Regions from separate parts of the Homo sapiens genome. Here all the other regions are linked to region 3. A link is a contact called in ENCODE Hi-C or POLR2A ChIA-PET data. All regions are on one chromosome and are shown on one strand. The core of a region is the stretch at or near the end of the contact, and the rest is flanking DNA. Distances in the headings are between cores, read along the strand shown. Region 1 holds the start of CSRP2 (cysteine and glycine rich protein 2). Region 2 holds the start of CAPS2 (calcyphosine 2). Region 3 has its middle 74 kb from the start of NAP1L1. Region 4 overlaps LOC105369844 (a long non-coding RNA gene).

What was found. A loop is a pair of places that touch in the nucleus more often than their neighbours do. ChIA-PET counts read pairs that join two places held with the same protein, here RNA polymerase II (POLR2A). Pooled maps may share reads with other maps.
Region 1: a loop to region 3 is called in a map with no recorded cell type, with 4 times the contacts of the local background. The contact joins the promoter of CSRP2 here to the enhancer-like site in region 3. A Hi-C loop is called at or near these places in 2 of 37 single-sample maps with no recorded cell type and 2 of 50 pooled maps.
Region 2: a map of GM12878 shows a loop between it and region 3 (3-fold over the local background). The contact joins the promoter of CAPS2 here to the enhancer-like site in region 3. A Hi-C loop is called at or near these places in 1 of 168 maps with a recorded cell type or tissue (GM12878), 8 of 37 single-sample maps with no recorded cell type and 10 of 50 pooled maps. POLR2A ChIA-PET finds 5 or more read pairs at or near these places in 1 of 52 experiments (activated T-cell).
Region 4: a pooled map shows a loop between it and region 3 (5-fold over the local background). The contact joins two enhancer-like sites. A Hi-C loop is called at or near these places in 12 of 37 single-sample maps with no recorded cell type and 11 of 50 pooled maps. POLR2A ChIA-PET finds 5 or more read pairs at or near these places in 1 of 52 experiments (activated T-cell).

Annotation. Positions count from the first base shown.
Region 1 is chr12:76,877,570-76,880,269 of GRCh38, reverse strand. It overlaps CSRP2 (cysteine and glycine rich protein 2), which reads left to right and starts at 1,251. Exons shown (of 6, transcript NM_001321.3): 1 at 1,251-1,332. It overlaps LOC124902971 (a long non-coding RNA gene), which reads right to left and starts at 1,911. Exons shown (of 2, transcript XR_007063380.1): 1 at 1,620-1,911; 2 at 1-382. RefSeq lists silencers at 982-1,031, 1,062-1,491.
Region 2 is chr12:75,329,067-75,331,766 of GRCh38, reverse strand. CAPS2 (calcyphosine 2) reads left to right here and starts at 1,443. Exons shown (of 17, transcript NM_001355024.4): 1 at 1,443-1,900. RefSeq lists an enhancer at 1,487-1,536.
Region 3 is chr12:76,157,588-76,160,287 of GRCh38, reverse strand. No RefSeq gene overlaps it. Among named protein-coding and RNA genes, the nearest start is that of NAP1L1, 74 kb to the right of the region's middle. Within about 2 kb of position 1,412, at least 10 of the 41 ENCODE cell types and tissues checked have a DNase peak (open chromatin) inside an H3K27ac peak, as active enhancers do; they include GM12878, where a contact is called at or near this core.
Region 4 is chr12:75,634,569-75,637,268 of GRCh38, reverse strand. All of the region lies in intron 8 of LOC105369844 (a long non-coding RNA gene), which reads left to right. Among named protein-coding and RNA genes, the nearest start is that of KRR1, 120 kb to the right of the region's middle. RefSeq lists a silencer at 1,226-1,520. Within about 2 kb of position 1,393, at least 5 of the 41 ENCODE cell types and tissues checked have a DNase peak (open chromatin) inside an H3K27ac peak, as active enhancers do.

The DNA.
Region 1 (2,700 bases), core at 2-2,501, 720 kb before region 3:
GGCCCCAGCATATAAAATAAAACAATAATAATATTATAAGTCGGTTCTGTACGTTGTCATGCGGATATGTGCTCCCTGCCCTCTCCCCAAGAGGGCATTTGGCAATGTCCAGAGACTTTTTGATTGTCACAACGTCGGGGGCAGGTTGCAACTGGCATCTAGTGGGTGGAGGCCTCCTACAATGCACAGGACAGCCCCCTACAATAAAGAATTATCCAGCCCAAGATGTCAATGGTGTGGAGGATGAGAAACTCTGGACCAGAGGAGGCAATAGCATTTATGGCATGAGGGGGTTTTGGTCACTGACTTTTTTGAACTCCCCACTCCGCAAGTATCAGTTCTCCGGGATCATTGCTTCTGGCAGGAGAGGTCATGAGGAGGCCTAGAATATGAACCAGATAGAGATTGCATTGTTTATTTTCCTTTTCATCTAAAACAATAAATCATCCTGTAGCTTAGGCATTAGGTCCCTTCGGATGTCACGGTATCCTTGTGCTTTTCTGACATCAACACATATAAATACAGGGCCTGTGGCGCCCGGGGTTTCTGCCTGGGTTTAGGTTTCTTCCCCCTCAGCATCGCGTGCTGTGCCCTGGTGGAGGGGAAGAGCGAAACACTTTGGGAATGGGGCGTTTTCGTAACGTCATTTATTTAGTCTAGATGAATTTTGCTCTTTAAGAATAAGAAGTTGTGGATTCCCAGAAGCTGGAAATCGGACGAGAGAATATGCGTTAACTAGGGAAGTTAATCACGTTGAGTTTACTGACAAGGACAAGGCAAGGGGGAGGTGGCGGAAAGCCCCGTTTGGCTGACTTTCTACTGCTGGAGCCTCCCGGCCCATGACTGTCTCCGCGAAGAGGGGGATCGGCGCTCGCGGTGGACAGGTCCGACGCAGGGCGGCGGGGGCCACTTTCCAGCGGGACCGTCCCGCCGCCGGGCCTCCCTGGAGGGGAAGGAAGTCCCTCTCCAAGTCCCAGTGGCTTTTGGAACTGCCGGGTCCCTTTGGGAGGGAGCGGTCCCGGGACGTGGGAAGATGCCGGGCGGGCGGGAAGCTGCAGGAAGAGGCGGGCCTCCTGCCTTTTGTCTCCTGGTGGCTAGCCCGGAGCGGGCAGAGGGCAGCCCGCCCGCTACACGCCCCAGCCCGGCAAGCGGCTCCGGGAATCCGGCGGGCGGGGCTGGGAGGAGGGCGGGGCGGACACAGGCCGCGCCCACCGAGCGCTCTTTAAAAGGCACCGGCGCGCGCTTCGCCTGGGATCTCGGACTCCCTGGACCCTCCCTCCAGCCCAGCCTCGCTAGCTCCGCCTGCGGTACGTGCTCCCGCCTCCGACTCAAGTGAGTAGGGGCGGTGGGGCGGTTCCGCGGCGCCGCCAACCCCGGGGCGGGAGTTGCAGGGGGTTTCCACCGCCTCCCGGGGTCGTGCTGTCGCCCGGCCGGCGCGCCCCGGTCTCCTCCGACATCCCCATCCCGGTCCGCATTTGTGCCCCTGCCAGCCTTCTCATCCCTGCGCCCCAGATTTTCTCTCTCTTATCCCCCAAACACACCTGCCCTTGTCCCCGAGGCCGTCCAGGCCATGCCCTGGGATCCCAGGCCCGCGGGGCAGGTAAATAATCTTATATGACCTTTAATTTCTCCATACTGGTTTCTCTGGGAGAGAGGCGGGTTGTGAGTTTCGCGTTTCTGCTAATCCGCCTCTTAGCAGCCGTCGGTCCCCTCGTCCAGCGGCAGGCTCTCTCTGGGGTGGGGGTCGGAGTCTCAGGGCCCCCTCTGCCCGGAGTGTGGTGAGCACCGAGGGCGACCTTACTGGGTTCTGTCCCCTAGGGGTGGAATGGGGCTTCTACATCCCCCCGAGCCCAGGGTACTGCTCCTGCCGCCGTACCGGGCTCCTGGCATCCCCATTGTTTGGTGGTGTCTGCCCACCCAGCACCGAACCCCTCTATGTTGAAGGAACAGCAGGGAATGTCAATCACTTACTCCTAGCTTTTTCCAGAACTTTCTACGATTCAGGTACAAAGAAGAATGCAAGAATGCTTGGTTGTGAAATTATGCGACAGGTCCTGCGAATCACATTCTGGGTTCTCCAGAGCCAGATTCAGGAGCTCCACGTAGGCACCCCCTGGGGGCGGGGGCGGGCTTTCTAAACCGGCGGATCCCTTTCCCCCTTCTAAGCCAGGACATTTGTTAAACGATTTTTACTTAAATGGCTACCCAAAATGTTTAACCTGTTTTATTTGCAGTCTGCAAACCAAGCACATTTTCCCTTTATAAATGCTTTTCGGTACAGAATTTTTTTTGGGGGGTGGGGGGGTGGGGCGGGGGCAGTTAGTAATTTTTTAACCCGGGCAGCGAAAATCGTCGTATTTAGTTCTTGACTTTTCCAATTAACCTGTTTTAAAACTCTCCTCATAAAATGCCAAGAATTCAAATAGGACAGCCACAAAGTTGGCTGTACTTTGACTCACGTTTTTCAAGAAAGAATTGGGTGATAGATTTTGAAAGGGAGAATCTAACATAGTTTCAGAACTGCATGCCAAGCTACAAAGAATGTTGTGAAGTACTAAGTGGTCTCCCCCAGTACTCCTGGGGTCATCGCTCTCGTCCATTGTCACTGATACTTTGTCAGTATTTCTCTGGGTCCTTTCTCCTCTGCATTGTAGTTTTCTTTGCTCTTTTGGTTCTGTGTTACCTTTGAGACCAGACCTG
Region 2 (2,700 bases), core at 194-2,693, 830 kb after region 3:
ACGGTGAAACCCTGTCTCTACTAAAAATACAAAAAATTAGCCGGGCGTAGTGGCGGGCGCCTGTAGTCCCAGCTACTTGGGAGGCTGAGGCAGGAGAATGGCGTGAACCCGGGAGGCGGAGCTTGCAGTGAGCCGAGATCCCGCCACTGCACTCCAGCCTGGGCGACAGAGCGAGACTCCGTCTCAAAAAAAAAAAAAAGTTAAATTTAGCTTTCTGTTTTATTTTTATGTGTGTTTTCTGCTATTTATTTTTGCTTTTCTTTCTATGTGGGGGTAATGGATAGATGAATTTTATGGAGTGCAGCAGAAAAATACAGAGTGATTACATTATACCTCATTTCCTTCACTATTTTTATACTTTAAAAATTTATTTGTATTTTTACTCCCAAATTTGCACCAGGAAATACTGGAAATATTCACGTTTTGATACATACATTCTGAGGGGAGCTAATTTTGAAAAGTTACTGCAGATTAGAAAAACATGATTATGAAAGAACTGGATTAACTTTCATAAACTCTTACTTCTAATTTGAATATCTGACTCTTGGCTGTGTAATTTAGGAAAGTTAGTGCATATTAGAGTGGAGTGGATCCTTGGAATTATCTCAAACCAGCTTTTTCCCTTTATAGATGAGGAGTTGATGCCAAGATATTGTGTACAGAGCATACATAAAAATATTTAGGCCGGGCATGGTGGCTCATGCCTGTAAATCACAGCACTCTGGGAGTCTGAGGCAGGGTATCACCTGAGGTCAGGAGTTCGAGACCAGCCTGCCCAACATGGTGAAACCCCCTCTATATAAAGATACAAAATATTAACCGGGCGTGGTGGTGGGCGCATGTAATCCCAACTACTTGGGAGGCTGGGGCAGGAGAATCGCTTGAACCTGGGAGGCAGAGGTTGCAGTGAGTCGAGATTGTGCCATTGCACTCCAGCCTGGGCAACAAGAAGGAAACTCCGTCTCAAAAAAAAAAAAAGGCAAAGAATAAAATGCAGGTTTCTTGATTTCTAGGCCTTTGCCCTTTCCACACATCATTTTAAATTTTAATTATATATACACACACAAATACACATACATATATATGCAATTATTCATGTAATCATCTATATGTACATAGTCACACAAATTTAAAGTAATATCCATGTCTAATATCTATGTATCTCTATATAATATATTACAGTCTTTAAAAAAAATAAGTGCAAGCTCCTTGAGAGCAGATATTGTAGCATATGCTTAAATTTCTTCTCCTCAAAACGTCATTCTGGGCTCTGTGCACAGACAGGTGCCTTATGAAATATGTTAAACAGAATTCAATTAGACAAAGAATTACACAACAACCGCCGTGGATCCGGGCCGGGCTTTGGCCCTTTCCCTGCTCAGGAGAAGCGCGGGTGAGTGAGTCCGCTCCGGCTCCTCGCCGGGGTTTAGGGGCGCCGCGGAGCCGGTTCCCTGGGAGGCTGCGGCGGCTGTAGCTGAGGTTTCACCCCTTTGGGTTTTCCAGCCAGCAAGTACTTCTGAGAGCGTGGCGGGGTCTCCGGCCACAAGCTCAGTTCCGGTCAGCCAGGCAGCGGAACTGAGGAGGCAGATTGGCGGGGGCGGGAGGTGGCGTAGAACGAACAAGGGACTTGGGCCGACGACCTTTTCGTCCCTGGAGGTCAGAGTGTAATCAGAAGCCCTGCGCTGCGGCGCCTGTTGCCGGGCAACCTGCAGACGCGGGCCTGGACTGTCTAGACTGTCCTGTCTAAAGCTTTCTGAATGCGGTTTTTGGAGGAATCGCGCTAGTTTATACCTTTTCCAACTCTTCTAACTCTGGACCTCTTCTTACCGAGCTTGTTAGGTGAAATCAGGCTGACTGTCTCTTGTGCCCCTCGCCTGTCCTGTCCAGGAATCCCAGTTAGGTAGGGGATGGGGAATTCCTTCTGCTACACTGCAGGTGCTCTGAATTATAATATAATTTGGGAGCAGGGGGAGTGATGGGGTGAAAGGAGATATTACCCTGTTTTGCTTGAAATTAGGAATGACCTAAGTTTCAATTCAGATATCTGGGTCTGTAGTCGTCTGGGATCAACATAGACTTGGTCCCTACCTTCATGTAGCTTAAATACTAAATTGTATTTACATCTCTTTCTTTTTTTCTTATTTATGGGCTGAATTAAATCAGTTTATTTTTTGCTTTTCATTTTTTTCTGATTTGATATAAGTAACATAATAGCCAGTAATATTACTACCGAGAGAAGTGATAATAATTGGAAGTGGAAATAGTCATCCTTAAAAAAAAATGAGGGAAATGGGAAGTGTGTTCAGTTATTTTTGGTAGCACTAAAGACATTAGCCAACAGTATTTATTATATGCTAGCAATATCATCTCATGACATGCAGCCATTTAAGTGGGGACAGAAGCCATTTAGAAGTGCTTTCCCTTCCTTTTGCTACTCCCTATCTCCAACATAGCCCAGCTGGATATTCAGTGCTTAATGACAAAGACAACCCTTGGCATAGGTTTCAAAGATTCACTCACAGCCAGTTGTTTGCTGATTCTTGTGCCACCAAGTTTAGGTTTCTAATTTTTTAGTCCCTACAGCTCATTCCCCTCGAATTCTTCTATTACCTTTACCAGTGAGGATGTAGTACTGAAAAGAGATCTGAAACCCACGTGTGAATTCGGGTCTGCAATAACTGGCAAACATTTAGCGAAGTA
Region 3 (2,700 bases), core at 163-2,662:
CCAGCACTTTCCAAATCCTCTTCCAGGAGTCTGGTATTAGTCCTGCCATCTGGGTGTTAGGGGAAAGCAGAATCCTGGAGGATATTGTTTTGTCCTCAAGGCTTTGAATAGAACTGTCTATGCTCATCACATGCTTCCTTCTTGGAAGCACAGATTTCATTCAAGCTCTCTACATGTCTTCTAAGATTGCTTGGCAGACAGTTTAGGGATAACTTTATTTGAATTTATATGCCTTTGGAAAATTATAGGAAATAGATATTAAGCTCCAAGGAAGTAGCATAGGAAATCATAAGAGGCTTCCTGAGGGAGGTGACATTTAATCTGAGTGTCAAAGGGTGAACAGCAATTTGTGAAGTGTAGTAGGAGGAGGGGGATGAAGGATGGAAGGATCGTTGTAGACCAAGGAGACAGCACATGCAAGACATGAAAGAGAATGACGTGTTTGTGGACCAGAAAAGAATTTGGTATCATTTAGGAAGAATGGAGGGACAGGAGACGGGAAAGGAGTTAAAGCTCCAATGTTTGTAACTTTGTCCCATGCTATACACTGTGTTTGTAGATACAATATAACAGATGCCAAACATTGTTCATTGCATCAGACCATAAAAATGTATAATACAGTCTTAAAGTTTTAAATGGCCTTTTTAAAATATGCTTTACAGCAACAGCTTAATTAAAAAGATAATGGTGCCTATGTTACATACTGGAAGTCGGGAAGTAATCAACTTGAAATAAACCAGTCTTTGTAGAATTATCTCAAATTTTAAATTATTTCAGTATATCAAAATCCAAGCATGGATATAACATGTGTTATGCCAACTGCAGAGGACTCTCAAAACCTCTTCCCTTAAAATTATAGAATAGCTTGGTGCCAACATTAGCATCCCCACTGCGATGAATTTACAAGGAGATGAAGTTACATTTGGGGATATCGATATTATAAGGACACCTATCAATCTGATGAATAGCTACAGACAATGTCTGTAGCCTGTCATAGAACAGCCCTCTGGTTTGCCAAAGAACCACTTAAAATGCATAAATGCATTCTTTGTGCTAATGGAACAGATCTCTTTCGTGGTTTCAAAGGAGAAGAGAGAAGAAACAGAGAGTGGATGGTTCTTGTTTCACTTACGGCTTCCAAACCAAGACTACCAAATGAGAAAGACAGCTTGCTCTCTGAGCAGCACCAAGCCAGAAAGGAAGGTTCAGACCACTACCCACTCTCCCTTCTCACTTCTAAATTACACCATGAAAGTGGAGACAATGAGGTGTGCATTCCAACGCACAGGCCTGTGGTTGGCTCTGGGTATGAATTCAGCAGTGTAGACTGCGGCTGTGTTCAGTGGGTCACCACACTCCCATAACTGACCACTAGTAGGCGTGAAAACTGAGGCAACCCAAGATCCTGTGGTGGAACAGTTAGTTGCTGCTTTCAGATTCAGTTTCTGGCTAGAATGTCACAGCATGAATCACCTTGGAGCAGATTCCTGATGGCACGAGAGCTATAAATTGAATGGTACGACACTTCGTGGCTTTCACTGGCTCTGACATTAGCAGAAACAGCTGAGTAATCAGACAAAAGGCAGTGGAAGAGGAAAACGGAAGAGAATTAATATTGAGCAGCTTCCCTCTTCTGGGCATAAACTAAGAGTCTTCACATGCGTTATGGAGACAGCGTGGTTCTTACAATTTTGCATCTACCTCTTGCTAGCTATGTACACTTGGACAAGCTCCTTAACCTCTGTGAACCACAGTTTCCTCATATCTACCTCCTGAGGTTGTGTTGGGAGAAAAAGAGAATCCATGTTTACATGACACATATATATGGTATATATTACATAGAGTATGTATACACAACATAGTATATATAATATATACACATTATATATATATACACATACTATATATGATATATATAGTACACAACCTAAAACCTATATATAAATATACACACACACACACACATCATGTTGGTTTCTCCATAATTGTGTGAGCCAATTCATTAAAATAAATCTCTCTCTAGTATATAATACATGTATTTAATGAACAAGTTCCTTAACTATATATAGAATATATTTTTATTAGGTTCCTCATATTTTATATATATAGAGAGAGAGAAAGAGAGAGAGAGAGAGAAAGAGATGGAGAGAGATCTATTTTAAGAAATTGGCTCACACAATTGTGGAGGCTAGAAAATCCAAAATCTGCAGGGTAGGCTGACAGGCTGGAGACCTAGGAAAGAGTTGTTGCAGTTGCGAGTCCGAATGCAGTCTAGCAGCAGATTCCCTTCTTCCTCGAGAGACCGCAGTCTTTTTCTACTAAGGCCTTTCCACTGATTGGATGAGGCCCACTGACATAATAGAGGGAATGGAGGGGGAATCTGCTTTACTCAAAGTTTGCTGATTTTGTGTGTGTGTGTGTGTGTGTGTGGTGGAGTCTCGCTCTGTCACCCAGGCTGGAGTGCAGTGATGTGATCTTGGCTCACTGCAGCCTCCGCCTCTCAGGTTCAAGCAATCTCCCACCTCAGCCTCCCAAGTAGCTGAGGCTAAGGGAGCCCACCAGTCTGGCTAATTTTTTAATTTTTTGTAGAGATGGGATCTCACTTTGTTGCCCAGACTTGTCTCGAATTCCTGGCCTCAACCAATTCTCTCACTTCGGCCTCCTTAAGTGCTGGGATTACAAACATGAGCCACTGTGCCT
Region 4 (2,700 bases), core at 144-2,643, 520 kb after region 3:
AGGGACCTTAAAAATGGAAGAGAGAGGCAAATGAGGAGATCAGAGTGATTCCAAGTGGGAAGGACTTCCCTCGCCTATTCTAGTTTTGAAAATAGAAAGAAGGCAGCTTCAAGCCAAGGAATATGCATGATCTCTAGAAGTTGGAAAAGGCAAGGAAATAGATCCTACCTAGACCCTACAGAAAGGAATACAACAATGCAGTCCTGCTGGTGCCTTGATTTTAGCTGATGCCTTGATTTTAGCCAATATCTTGATTTTAACCTGATGAGACCTGCCAGACTTCTGGTTTGCAGAACATTAGATGATAAATTTATATTGTTCTAAGCCATTATGTTTGTGACAATTTGTTACAGCAGTAATAGGAAACAAATACAGGGACGTAGGCATTTTACTTTAGTTAATTGGAATACGCCAATAAAGACATCTCCCCTTAAGAGGAGAGAGTCAAGAAAACAAACAATTTCAAAGTGCACTTAATTGAAGGGTGGAAGTGTGTGGGTGTGGCGGGGGGTGCAGGGAATGTTGGAAGTAAGAAAAGCAGGGAGAGCAAAAAGATTTCCAGGAGGAAGAGTAGTCTAGATAAAAGCCTGGAAGTAAAAGAGAACTTTAAAAATTTATGTAAGTCATTCTAATTAACAAGAAGACAGAATTTGAGAACGATGATGCTTGAGAGTTGAACAAGGCTAAGATCACGAAGGGTCTGGTAAATCCACCAGGAGCTTAGACTTTCTACAGATGACAATGGGGAGACCTTAAAGGGTTAGGAAATGAACAGACATGGCTAGATCCATTCTAGATGGAGTCTGATTTCAATGTGAATGATGTATTAAGAGGGGATGGATCTGGAAGCAGAAAGGCCAATCAGGAGTTTGCCACAGAACCTTGGGCAAGTGATGGTAGGAATCTGGCATAGCACAATGATAGTAAGAGTGAAAAGTAGATGGATTTCAGAAATATAGAGTAGAGCCTATAGACTAGATAGATGCCTTTGGCTTGGGCAACAGTGTGAAAGGTGATGTGATTCATCCAGCTAGAAATACAGGATGAGAAGGAGGTAGGTGTAAGGAGAAAGAGTGGGGAAATAATGTGTTTATGGTTTTACTTTATCATCACAATCATCATCATCATTGTAACAATACTTACAACAGTACGATATCAGCTGAAATTATACTGTCATGTATGTATCTGTTTATGTGGTCACTGTCAGCAAACTTCACAAGGGCAAAGGACATCATCTTATTCACTAGAACCTGGGAACGCTGCACACAAGTTCCTTCACCCAATAACATTAGAGGTTCTATTTTGTACCCAAGTAAAACTGAGACCTCTCTGAGAATTGCCTGGTGGTTAGCTGGGGCAGGGAGAGAAGGCTTACTCACACTCAGCAGGAAGAAGGTCATTCTGTGGTCATAACTCAGTAAACTTCAAAGTGCTGTTTGAAAAGGTTGCTGATGGAATACGTTTTAAAAGGATTACTGTATGTATGCAGTAAAACATGAAGGGGATGTTTTGTTGATTTCAACTTTTTTCTCAAACCGCTGAAAAGCAGCATTGTCTCATATGGTGGGGGGGCTGAATTTTCTCATCAATCTCTAGTGCCTAGAACAATACCTGGAACGTGGTTGGTGCTCAAGCGATATTTATTTATTTTTGTGTGAGCCAGGCACTGTTCTAAGGACATAAATTCTTACAGCACTATTTTGAGGTTTTAATTATTCCGACTTTAAGAATGAGAAAACAGGCTGAGAAATCCCACAATTCAAACTCAAATCTGGCTACAAAGCCCATTATTTTAATCATTCTATTACTCAATTTGTGGGACGTGTGGAACATCCAAGTGCTAATATCTGGTAGATAGTTGAAAATATGGGTCTGAGTTCAAGATAAAAATCTAGCCTATAGATACACTTTTCAAAACCATTGGCATTTAAATGTCATATGACAGTAAGTGGGTAAAATAATGTTACCAAGGCAGTGACTTTCAAACGTATTGACTACAGTCAGCAGTAGATTTTTTTTTTTTACAGAGACCTACAGAGACCTACTACACACACAGACACACACAGACATGCACACACACAGATCTCCTTTTACAATTCCTACCCCATTAAATGTGATAAATTCTGTTGCTTTCTATTCCATTTTCTTCTATGCAATTCTATTTCATTTAAAAATGCTACTTGCAACCCATGAGATTGGTGACATCAGCCATCAGTAGGTTGTCCTCTGCAGTTTGAAAAGCACTGCCTTTAGTAATTTGTGATAAAGAAGCCACGAACTGGCAACCCACTGACCATTTCTGTCATGGAGATGTATTCTCTTTAGCATGCTATTTCTGGCATGTAGATATGTTATCCTCGAGCAAATTTTTAAACATCAGAGATTTCAAATGAAAGCCTGAATTTCAGATTGTCTTGAGAAATGGAAAAAAATTTGCTAATGGTTATGTTGCCTATTGGCTGACATTGGCTGAAGCTGAGAAACAGCTGCTTCCTGTTTTCCATAGACACATCCACTCCTTCTTATCTCCCTGACATTGAATACCAGCTGCCATTTAAAATTATGCTTGTATTTGTTTTCTGTTGTGGTGGTTGTTGTTTTTCTAAGAGAAAAGGTATTTCTTTACTTTATCAAAGATGGAAAAAGTAAAGAGTAAGAGAGTCACATAATTTTTCCTTCCTACCACCTGCTTCATTTATT